4 separate regions of the Homo sapiens genome follow, and regions 1, 3 and 4 are each linked to region 2. Evidence: chromatin loops called from intact Hi-C (ENCODE). Cell type or tissue: GM12878. All regions are shown on one strand. Region 1 overlaps NRG3 (neuregulin 3). Region 2 overlaps LOC105378399 (a long non-coding RNA gene). Region 3 has its middle 220 kb from the start of GHITM. Region 4 overlaps LOC105378394 (a long non-coding RNA gene).

Region 1 (2,500 bases), 1.2 Mb after region 2:
CTGGTTTTGACTATTGCAGAGGAGAAATTCAAATTTTGTCTGGTTATCTTCTTTGAAATAAACATATTTTTTGTACTATGTAGAATAAAACATCTAACTTTTGCTTTGCAGTTTCAAAACTTATCAGAAAATGTCTACATGTTAGTTTCTACTGAGTAATTTTATTTGAGTGTGATAAGCCAGGTTTCTCAATATTTCTATGGTCCTGAGTTTTGTTTCATTCATAACTCTTATGCTAATTTTTATCTCCTGAGAGGTTGCTTTTGCATCCTGAGTGTGCTTTTTAAATTCATTTTTTGTTTTATTGATGTGGTTTTTAGCAGTGTTGATTCTACATTTTCCATATACAATAAAGATCTTATTTTTATTTCACCCACATTTTACTATAATTATGTCAGTTTAATAGAAGCAGTATTATTTTTTATCTCACCTAGGATTAAATGAAAAATAACTAGGCTTAACATTTTATTTTGCTTCATGTCAAAATGTAAATTTCAAAGTAGACTTTTTGTTCTTGAGCCGAAGAACCTTCATTGGTTGGTTGGTTCTAGTAATTTGCCTCAAAGAAAAACAAAACAAAAAAGCAAAACAAACCACATATCTTTAAATTTGGGTTGTTAATTTTCAGCATTTTGACCAGAAATCTAGGTGCCTTGCTTCTCAAAGGATGATTCAGGGACTAGGAATATCAGCATCAACTGAGAGGAGACTGGGAGAAATAGAGGATCTTAGATTCCCACACAGACATAGCGAACTGGAACCTACATTTCAACAAGATCTCCACATAATTATATACATATTAACATTTGAGAAACCCTGGTCTAGAAGAGCCATGTATTTGGTTGTTGGGAGTCATTTAACTCAGCTGAGCTATCAGGCTTCATACCAACACTGAAGCCAGCTGACATCTCTTTAAGTTTCTGTCTCTAAAGTGTGGCTTGAAGACAACATGCTTGCCAAGCTCTGGTGTGACCAAAGATTGTAGGATCCAGTCTACAAGGTGTTTTACATGTTTATTCAGTCAACTATCATGGTTTCTTCCCTGAAGTATGGATTAAGACAGACTGGGCAATCCAACTCTGAAAATTTCAAAGCCTGCCCCCTGGAGGACTGCTGGTGAATGCAGCTCCATGGCAGGGAAGGAAAGCAATTGAACAGGAAGAGCTTGCCTCAGTCCAGGCAGGTGTTGAAATACGGGCCTATTAATGTTCACAGTTTTATTTTGCTTTATCTCTAAGGATCTAATTAATTTAGAGATCATTGCTTTTACTGTCAATGTGGAATAAAGATGATGAATGGACTAACCTCGGCATGTGCAGCCCAAATTGGTGTATTCCCAATGGTTCCTACTGCCTGTCACCTTTACTTTTCACCTGTTCCACAAGTGTTACAATAGAATCTAATAGGAAGGTAGCTCTAAGCCAAATGGGTCACTGATATCTCCCCAGAATTTCACCATTGCAGGAGAAACAAAAGCTGGTTAAAATTCCAAAAACTTTAGAAGGTCGCCACAAGCCTCCCTTTCTAAAAAGGGAACGCACATCATTGACATACAAGTTCTTTCTGCCCTTTTGTTTATTCAACGAATATTTAATGGATACAGAAGTAGGCTCTGGTGATATGGCAGTGAACAAACAGGTGAAGCTTCTTCCTTCATAGAGTTTGTTATCTAGTGAAAATATAAACATTACAAAACAAATCATGTGAAGATGGTTATAAGTCATATGAAGCAATACATATCATGGTAAAGAGCTAGGCAGGCATTCATTGCCAGGCGTTTGTATGTATATATGCTTGGGAGACAGATATGGCTATTTTGCAAAGGAGGCTCAAAGGAGCCCCCAGTGAAAAAGTGAATTTCAGTGGAGATTTGAAGGAAGTGAAGGAAGGGGCCCTGCAAATGACTAAAGGAAGAACACTGCAAGTAAAGGACACACAAGGACACCTCTCCATAGTAGGGCAGTAGTATATTTTATTCTGAAAATTCATAAGAATTTAAAGAGAAAAATGTATGACATACCCATTAAAATTAGATAACAAATCCTGTTTTTAGTGGCTTTTAAGTATTAATATCTTGTATGTCTCCCTATTCTTCCTATTACCAGCGACCTAGTTCACACCCTCAGCATCACTGGCTTGGACTATTGCAGTCGCTTCTTCTTTTTTTTTTTTTTTTTTTTAGGCTGGAGTGCAGTGGTGCGATCTTGGCTCACCACAACTTCCGTCTCCCGGGTTCAAGTGATTCTCCTGCCTCCGCCTCCCGAGTTGCTGGGATTACAGGCACCCACCAGCACGCCTGGCTAATTTTTGTATTTTTAGTAGAGACGGGGTTTCACCACGTTGGCCAGGCTGGTCTCAAACTCCTGACATCAGGTGATCCACCTGCCTCGGCCTCCCAAAGTGCTGGGATTACAGGCGTGAGCCACAGTGCCTGGCCTTCAGTCACTTCTTTACTGATCTGTTTGTCTTTAGTCACATACTAATCCAGTCCATTTTAAGC
Region 2 (2,500 bases):
TGGCTTGAGGGACAGAAAGAGAGCTGGAGAAATGATAAGAACACTGATATTGAGAACCCCAGGACCCTTCTACTGGGTTCAGTCCTGGGAAAGTGGCTGAACTGCAGAGAAGAAACGGCAGTGGGTCAGGGACTTTAGCTGCAGGATGGTTCTTGCGTGCCTAGAAAGGCAGGGAAGCAGTGGAGATAGGCCCTGAGTCTGAAGAACACGATGACAGGGTCTGTCTCAATGACCCACGGCCAACTCACATGAACCAAAAATCTAGGGCTGGACAGGGTGGCAGACAGCTTACATGGATAGATGACTTTGAGGACCTGGGTTTCTGCTCCTGTTGCTGCTTTGGCACTACATAAGTCTCTTGGAAATAATGCCATCTTAAGCTGCAACTGAGTCATTCATACAAAAGGTAAAGAAAGTTATATTCACTTGACAGTTGAGTTTGTGGCTAGAGATTGAAGCTTGAGATGCAGGTAAGTTATGCTATGAAGTTTGAGGGCCACATAGAAGTGTGCCTTGGTCCATTGGTGACCCACAGGAGATAGTGACGGGTTCTCAGAGAAGGTCACCTTCCTGGAGGGGTTAGGCTTGAGTTAGGGTATAATAGATAAATATATATTCAATATATCTTATAGATAAACTTGTTAATGACATTTCCATTTTTAAACATGATTTTGCCAAATGCAGTTTTGCCAATTACAATATTTTCCGGGACCATAAGCCAGTGCCTAGTGAAAAATTACTAGAGATTCATTTCATATGTAACACCATTCCTCTCTTTCTAACAATTTTATGCATCATTGAGGCCAAGATCAAGTTCTTTTTCTCTAAAACTTAGCTGGCAGGCCAAGCCCATGCTATTCTTTTTCTCCCCCTTGTCTGTTTGGAAAGATTGTCAGTTCTGCACATTTTAACACTTTCGATCATGCATTATGTAGTCTTGTTCTCTCATCAATTCATTTGAGTTATCCTTGTCTTCCTGGATGGATTGTACCTCTGTGGAGGTTTCACTGAGTAGACATTCTCAAAGGTCAGGAACAGTCAAGGTTCCACTTAAAAGAAAAAAAAAATGTTTCTCTAATTCTTACTAAGATCTTGTGTGTATTGAAGCTGCTCTAAGTGCTATGCAGCTATTATTGTAGCCCCGTATAGTAGGTGCTATTATCATCCCTGTTTTACAGATGAACTCACTTAGATTGAGTCAAGAACCCACTGAAGACAATCATCAGAGCTGAGAAAATTAACTAAGAAAAAGATGCACGTGGCTGTAATTAGAAGAAAAACAGTTTGCCTGCTCTCATTTGGCTGAGCATTTTAAAAAACCTTTTCAATAAGTAAGTATTGAATGTTAACATGAGAACCTCTGCGTAGGTTGGCGATCATTTCTTCTATATAGGTTATGCTGAAGTTAATGGTCTAGTAACCATTTGATGGCTGGACCTTGCCATTCTCAATAGATCACTTTGCACAAGACCCCAGCAGGTGGTGCTATAACTGGCAAGCGGCTTCAGGCATGCCCCATTGCTCTCAGAGTGAATTTTCCCACGTCCTTGGGAGCCTGGGGTGGTGGGGTGGGGGTGGGGTGTTCCTTGCAGAGAAGGCTCTTACTCCTGTCTGTGTAAGTGCATGTTACCTACACAGGCCCTCCTCTGGCCCATCTCTGTGCTGCTGTGTTTGAATTGCTTCCCATTCATCCCACGGGGGAACAATCCTAGGGTTATAGGGATAGTCAAACACATGACAAACAGCCCAGCACTGGACAGATGAGGTTGAGACTAGTTTATTTATCACACACACTCATGGCCTGGGGAGAAAGACACTGTGCCACACAGGGCCACAACGGAGTTGAACTTGGGAACAGAGGCTGTGGGAGGCAGGCTCTGTGGTATCAAGAGGATAGGGGGACTCCTGCTTCCCACAGGGGAAGTGGTTAGTTTGTCTGAAATGTTTTATGGGCTGGGAGGGAACTAAGACTACCCACGCAGGGATAAGGAGGAGCTGCACCTGGTCCATTTGGTGATAAGGGTCTTTTGGCAAGGGATTCTTTTTTTTTGTTGTTTGTTTTTTGTTTTTTTGTTTTCTGAGATGGAATCTTGCTCTGTTGCCCAGGCTGGAGTACAGTGGTGTGATCTTGACTCACTGCAAACTCCGCCTCACAGGTTCAAGTGATTCTCCTGCCTCAGCCCCCTGAGTAGCTGGGATTATAGGTGCACACCACCACGCTTGGCTAATTTTTGTATTTTTAGTAGGAGACGGGGTTTTGCCATGTTGGCCAGGCTGGTCTCGAACTCCTGACCTCGTGATTGCCTGTCTCGGCCTCCCAAAGTGCTGGGATTACAGGCGTAAGCCACTGTGCCCGGCCAAGGGATTCTTATCCATGGTGTGAAGGAAGAGGAGAACTTGTGGTTAGGACATTCCAGGCCCTCCCAGTTTTGCCATGTATCAAGGCAGCAATTAATATTGAATCTTATTGTTAGGCCTTAAACCCCATGCTGTTGTGTGG
Region 3 (2,500 bases), 75 kb after region 2:
AACTGAGAGTTTCAGCTTTGTTTATCAGCCTAGGCACTTCATGTAGCAATTTTGAGTCTGCATTTTTTTTTTTTTTGAGATGAAGTCTTGTACTGTTGCCCAGGCTGGAGTGCAGTGGCGTGATCTTAGCTCACTGCAACCTCCGCCTCCTGGGTTCAAGTGATTCTCCTGCCTCAGCCTCCTGAGAAGCTGGGATTACAGGTGCCTGCCACCATGCCTGGCTAATTTTTTTGTATTTTAGTAGAGACAGAGTTTCACTATGTTGGCCAGGCTGGTCTTGAACTCCTGACCTCAGGTGATCCGCCTGCCTTGGCCTCCCAAAGTGCTGGGATTACAGCTGTGAGCCATGGCGCCCAGCCTGGATCTGCTCTTAACTCACCAGCCTGGGCATGGGGGCTTCCTCTAGGAGGGGCCACCATCCATGTTCTCAAGGTGTGCACTGCAGAGGATTCACGGAAACATGGGTGGGAAGGGCACCACTGGAGCTGGGCAATGCATAGCCCATTTCCCTGTGAGGCTGTCCTGTGGAGCTGTTTCTGGAAACTGAGCAAGTCCTGCTTGCTCTTTCTCCCCTGAACATGTTCAGGGATTCTCTGAGCCCTCCACCAACCTCTGTGCCATCTTCTCCTCTTCTGATCCTCTTCCTGGAGTACACTGTCTAGGTTCTGAAGTATAGTCATGTGGCCTTTTAGTACTGACTTATTTGTGGTTGGGGGAGTGGCTTAAGGAATTAAGCAATTTTGTTACAGGGCTCCAAACTTTCTGGATTCAGGCAAGGACAGAGGCAAAACTCAAAGAAAGTTGAGCATCGATGAGAACACGCTGTCATTGAGACACAGAGCCTGGAGGAGAAAATATCACATGGCTAAAAAATTCTTTTCAAGTTTCAACTTCTTATTTCCTCAATTCCACACATGCAACTTTTGCCCTTGCTGTAGAAATCCTACTGATTTATAATAAGCCTCTGCTCATGGAAGGGAAATGAGAGCGCAGAGCACACGGCTGAGTTATTGTGCTTGTTGATAATATTTAGTGCAGCTTGGGAAATTACTGCGGAAAGCTTGCTGCCCCCTATGCGCTTTGGGGAACTTCCCAGAAGCCAGAGCTTGCAGCGCCACCGCCCTCATCCCTCCACGTGTTGTCTCACTTCCTCTGAGGTGCTCCGGCGCTCTCAGAGCGCAGGGAGCCCTAGGCTGAAGAAATTATGGCGTGATTTAGAGGAGTTAAAAAAAACTATCCTGCGTGCATCTCAACAGAAGAACAGGGTACCTACAAAGCAAGCAACATCCCTTTGCCTTAGATTTTGCTCCAACACAGAACCACCATCTCCAGAAGCTTAAATGAGCAAGGTCATGACCCTAGAATTCTGTGTTCAGCTAAATTGTTATTGATGTGTGAAGCCATAAAAACAAACAAACAAACAAACAAAAACACTTAGGGAAACGCAATGGTGTAGAAAGTATGCCGCTTTCTTATGCTTCCTGGAAACTGTTCTAAGATGTATTTCACCTGACTCATAGATAAATCAAGGATTCAAAAGCCGATGATGGTATCGTATGCTGCAAAGAAAATCTGATTATGTTCCAAAGAGTACAAATGGCACAAGCCACATTTTCTGACTGGGATATGATAGAATGAAAAAATTATAAAAACCTGTAACAAATGGAATAAGAAATAATTTTCAGAAATGACTATGGAAGGAAGATGAAATAAAAATTCAGTTATAATATGTTTAGAAAATGAGAAATTTGATACAATGAAAACATTTCATAATTTAATCATCGTCATTTCATTTGTGAATGAGAAGTTATTATCTAGGGTGACTCTTGTGCCAGAGGAAAGGACAGGATCAGGACAGGAGTCTGCACCCTCCCTTGAGAAAAGGGACACCCACCAAGAGAAACTTTCATCACCTGAACTGCCCCGCAACAGGGAGGCTTCAGGGAGGGTAGATGAACTCATTTGATAGGAGTTAGCTGAGGAGGAAGAAAAAGAACATTAGTAATGTCTCCCTTGAGAGGAAAGAGACAAACTGGAATCAAAGGCAGCAGCAAGATACAGCCAAAGAAATGCCAGCGGGCCTTGAGATTCAAAGACTCCATCTCGAAATCCCTATGCTGGGCTAACTCACCTGAATGGTAAGTGACCTTCCAAGAAGCAGACCCACCTGGTGGAGCAGCTGAATTGGCCCTTGGCTGCTGCCTATGCCACCTGCTTAAGGACATTGCCAAAGTCTACCTGAGGTCCCTTTGGAGCGCCTCTGACCCATTCCTGAATCTAAGGGTAGGAAGCCCAGGGGAGTGTGTGAAATGCTGCTACAGAGGCCCCAGGTCTCTGCCAGTCCTCTCCTGGCAGGCTGCTGTCTGCAGCTCTACCTGCTCTAACCAGCACCTCATCCCAAAGCTCACTGGGCAGGGGCCATGTTTCCGCCCTACACCATGTTATCCCTTTTCTCACCCTGCACCCACAAGACTGTGCTAATCTGGCAGTGGCTACGGTA
Region 4 (2,500 bases), 450 kb after region 2:
TCTCATTTGGTTGGTCTTTGTTTATTTCCATAAGTAAGTACTTAATAAATATTAGCTTCTTCTGCATTTCCATTTCTCCCTACTGGTGGGTACTAAAACATCCTTGTTGATCTTCTTTCTCACTTTTATGAATGAGTCACAAATAATTCTTCTGCAGTCTGAATGAAGCCTCTCATTTCATCTTAAAGATATATCCCCAATATATTTCTTAATTTCCAGACCAGATGTTTCCCAGGTCACTGTTAGCTAAAGAATCTTTTGCAATGCTTGGCATTCATGGTTGGAAGGATTGAGGGGAGAGACAGAGACTGGGGTGAGGGAGGGAGGTCTTGGCTGAACAGAAAACAACGTACATCTTCTAATTAAGGCCCACTTTTATCATTATTCTTATTCTTTGTTTTTAAATTTAAACTTGTCACTGGCCAGCATAAAAAGAAACAGTTTTTTAGATGAAGAAGCTGAATTCACTTAATCTTTCAAAAATGTAAAAATAGCCTTTCACTAAAGAGCCATAAAAAATGTCTAAGTTAAGGTTAGTGTGAATCTTCTGTTCAGGAGCCGTTCTTCTTTTCTAACATTAAAAATAACCAATTGGGGAAAAGCTGTCAGGCAGAACTGAGCTTCTTGGCTTCAATCTGCTCAGTGTGGCCTGAGTGTTATTTACAGAGGGGTTTTACAGGTATTATAAACACTGGAAAGATTTCTTTGGAGTCCACTGGGCAAAAGGAATGTGTATGCATTATTCCTTCCAGAGATGAGCAGAGGCAGAGAATAGAGATGAATATTCACAGGGGTCCAAATCATCTGGAAAACAGCTTGCTGGAGTCCTGCGATTACGTTAATAAGATGTGTACCATATGCTGGCTTGAGCATGCTAATACCCTGCATCCCCTGAGTGTTGTAAGAGGATGATGGCACTGGCCACTCAAATGGAGATGGTTCCCAAAGCTGGAGCCTGCTTGTTTGTATTCCTCTGTGTCTCTGAGGGAGAGGCTCTGTGGCTTCCCAGGCTGACTGACCTCAAAGCTCCCTGCAATTTGGAAAGTAAATGATTCATTTGTCCTGTTAAGCAGCACAGAGGTTTTGTGAATCAATTGTGCACCTATTTAGAATGCAAATTAGACAGTGAGAAGCTTCATGTCAGGACATGCAGTAAACCCTGAAGGCTAGTTTCTATGCCTGGGTGACAATAAAAACAGCCTTTGAAGTAAAGCAAACACAGCGAGAATGCGCAAAGTTGGTTTTTGAGTGGGGAGGTTGTCTACTAACCTAGGCCCTCTTTCTTCCCTAGCATATACCTCAGCTGCAAGTCACAGCTGACCACAAAGATTCTGCCTTCTCTAGTGAGGTCAGCCTGCCTTAAAGGACCAGCCCTCTAAGGGGTATATTGGCTTGCCTGATGGAAGAGAAAGTCAGATGCAGGTAGAACCTAACTTTATATGGGACTCTAGTTTTTCCCATCTAGTTCTGTGTCACAAGCTATGCTATAACAGAGAAAAGTTCCTTCCCCACCATTTTTGCTTTGTCTTTAGTCAGAATAACCACAGTGGAGGCAATAGGTGGGAGTGATAATTCCAACATCTGCTTATTCTAATTTATTAACTGATCCAGTCATTTATTAAAAGATCACATACACTTATTGCATGTGAACTTTATGCCAGTCACCATGCAAAACGGGTGCTTAGTAGAATGGAAATAACTAGTGTTTGGTGGCAGAGGCAAATGCCTGACCTGAACAATTACTCCATGCACTGAAGGTTCTAACAAGTATGAACCTTGCAGCAGGACCACAAAGGAGGTGGTGGTATATCATCTGTGATTTATTTGTCTACAGACAAGGTAATGCATGTGTATATAAATCTATTTAATTTGTACCCTATGAAGATCAGGGGTTCTTTGGAAGAACACCCAAATAATTCTAATGAAGAATCTAGGTTCTATGTATATTGAGTTACCTCTACACAGAGAGGTTTACACTCTAGGGCATGCATTTCAAATGCTGGTATCAGAACATGCTCAAAGGGGATTGCTAACTACATAATATAGATTAGAAATAATGTTTTTATGAGTGAAACAGTGTTTAAGATATGTGCGTGGCTATTTGACTAGAATAATTGTGTCCTTACATCACTTTTGTTTAATGGGTAAATAAGAATTTGATGAACCAGGCACTTGAGTCCCTCACACTAGTGCTATAGAACTAGAATTTCATTTGGTCTTGTTTTATTCCACTTAAAAAAGATTCTGCCACTGAACCTTACAAGAATAATGGTTGATCTTGCTATCAAAATATTTGTTGTATTTGCCTTGGGTCAGTCTTTCAAACACATTCTCTGTGTTTGACAGAAAGTCAAGACTTCAACAAGTCTACAAGAATTGGTTGTAAAGTTGTTATATGCCTGCTTAGATAATAAACATCACTTTGGGTGTCAGTATTTGGTCTGAAAGCAAGTGGTATACTTTCTTTCATTGTATACCACTCAATTGAGCTTGTGGAAAG

What was found. Hi-C counts contacts between places; a loop is a spot of excess contacts. Peaks named below come from ENCODE experiments on the same cell type or tissue, not always from the same donor. Only the 100,000 strongest peaks of a DNase experiment are listed, where the experiment ranks them.
Region 1: a loop joins it to region 2, with 2.7 times the contacts of the local background. A loop is called at or near these places in 1 of 110 quality-filtered maps.
Region 3: it touches region 2 in a loop (2.7-fold over the local background); 1 of 110 quality-filtered maps calls a loop at or near these places.
Region 4: a loop joins it to region 2, with 1.8 times the contacts of the local background. A loop is called at or near these places in 1 of 110 quality-filtered maps.

Annotation. Positions count from the first base shown.
Region 1 is chr10:82,810,418-82,812,917 of GRCh38, reverse strand. All of the region lies in intron 3 of NRG3 (neuregulin 3), which reads right to left. Among named protein-coding and RNA genes, the nearest start is that of NRG3-AS1, 580 kb to the right of the region's middle. RefSeq lists a silencer at 2,318-2,500. In GM12878, a CTCF peak has its summit at 1,103 (motif pointing left); no DNase peak of the experiment used is centred here.
Region 2 is chr10:83,991,576-83,994,075 of GRCh38, reverse strand. It overlaps LOC105378399 (a long non-coding RNA gene), which reads left to right. Exons shown (of 4, transcript XR_946148.2): 2 at 1,179-1,331. Among named protein-coding and RNA genes, the nearest start is that of GHITM, 150 kb to the left of the region's middle. In GM12878, a CTCF peak has its summit at 1,475 (motif pointing right); a DNase peak (open chromatin) is centred at 1,555; H3K27ac peaks cover 810 bases.
Region 3 is chr10:83,916,304-83,918,803 of GRCh38, reverse strand. No RefSeq gene overlaps it. Among named protein-coding and RNA genes, the nearest start is that of GHITM, 220 kb to the left of the region's middle. In GM12878, a CTCF peak has its summit at 1,089; a DNase peak (open chromatin) is centred at 1,043.
Region 4 is chr10:83,541,648-83,544,147 of GRCh38, reverse strand. The region is part of intron 1 of LOC105378394 (a long non-coding RNA gene); the gene reads left to right. Among named protein-coding and RNA genes, the nearest start is that of LINC02650, 130 kb to the left of the region's middle. In GM12878, no CTCF peak of the experiment used is centred here; DNase peaks (open chromatin) are centred at 1,187 and 1,606; H3K27ac peaks cover 1,369 bases.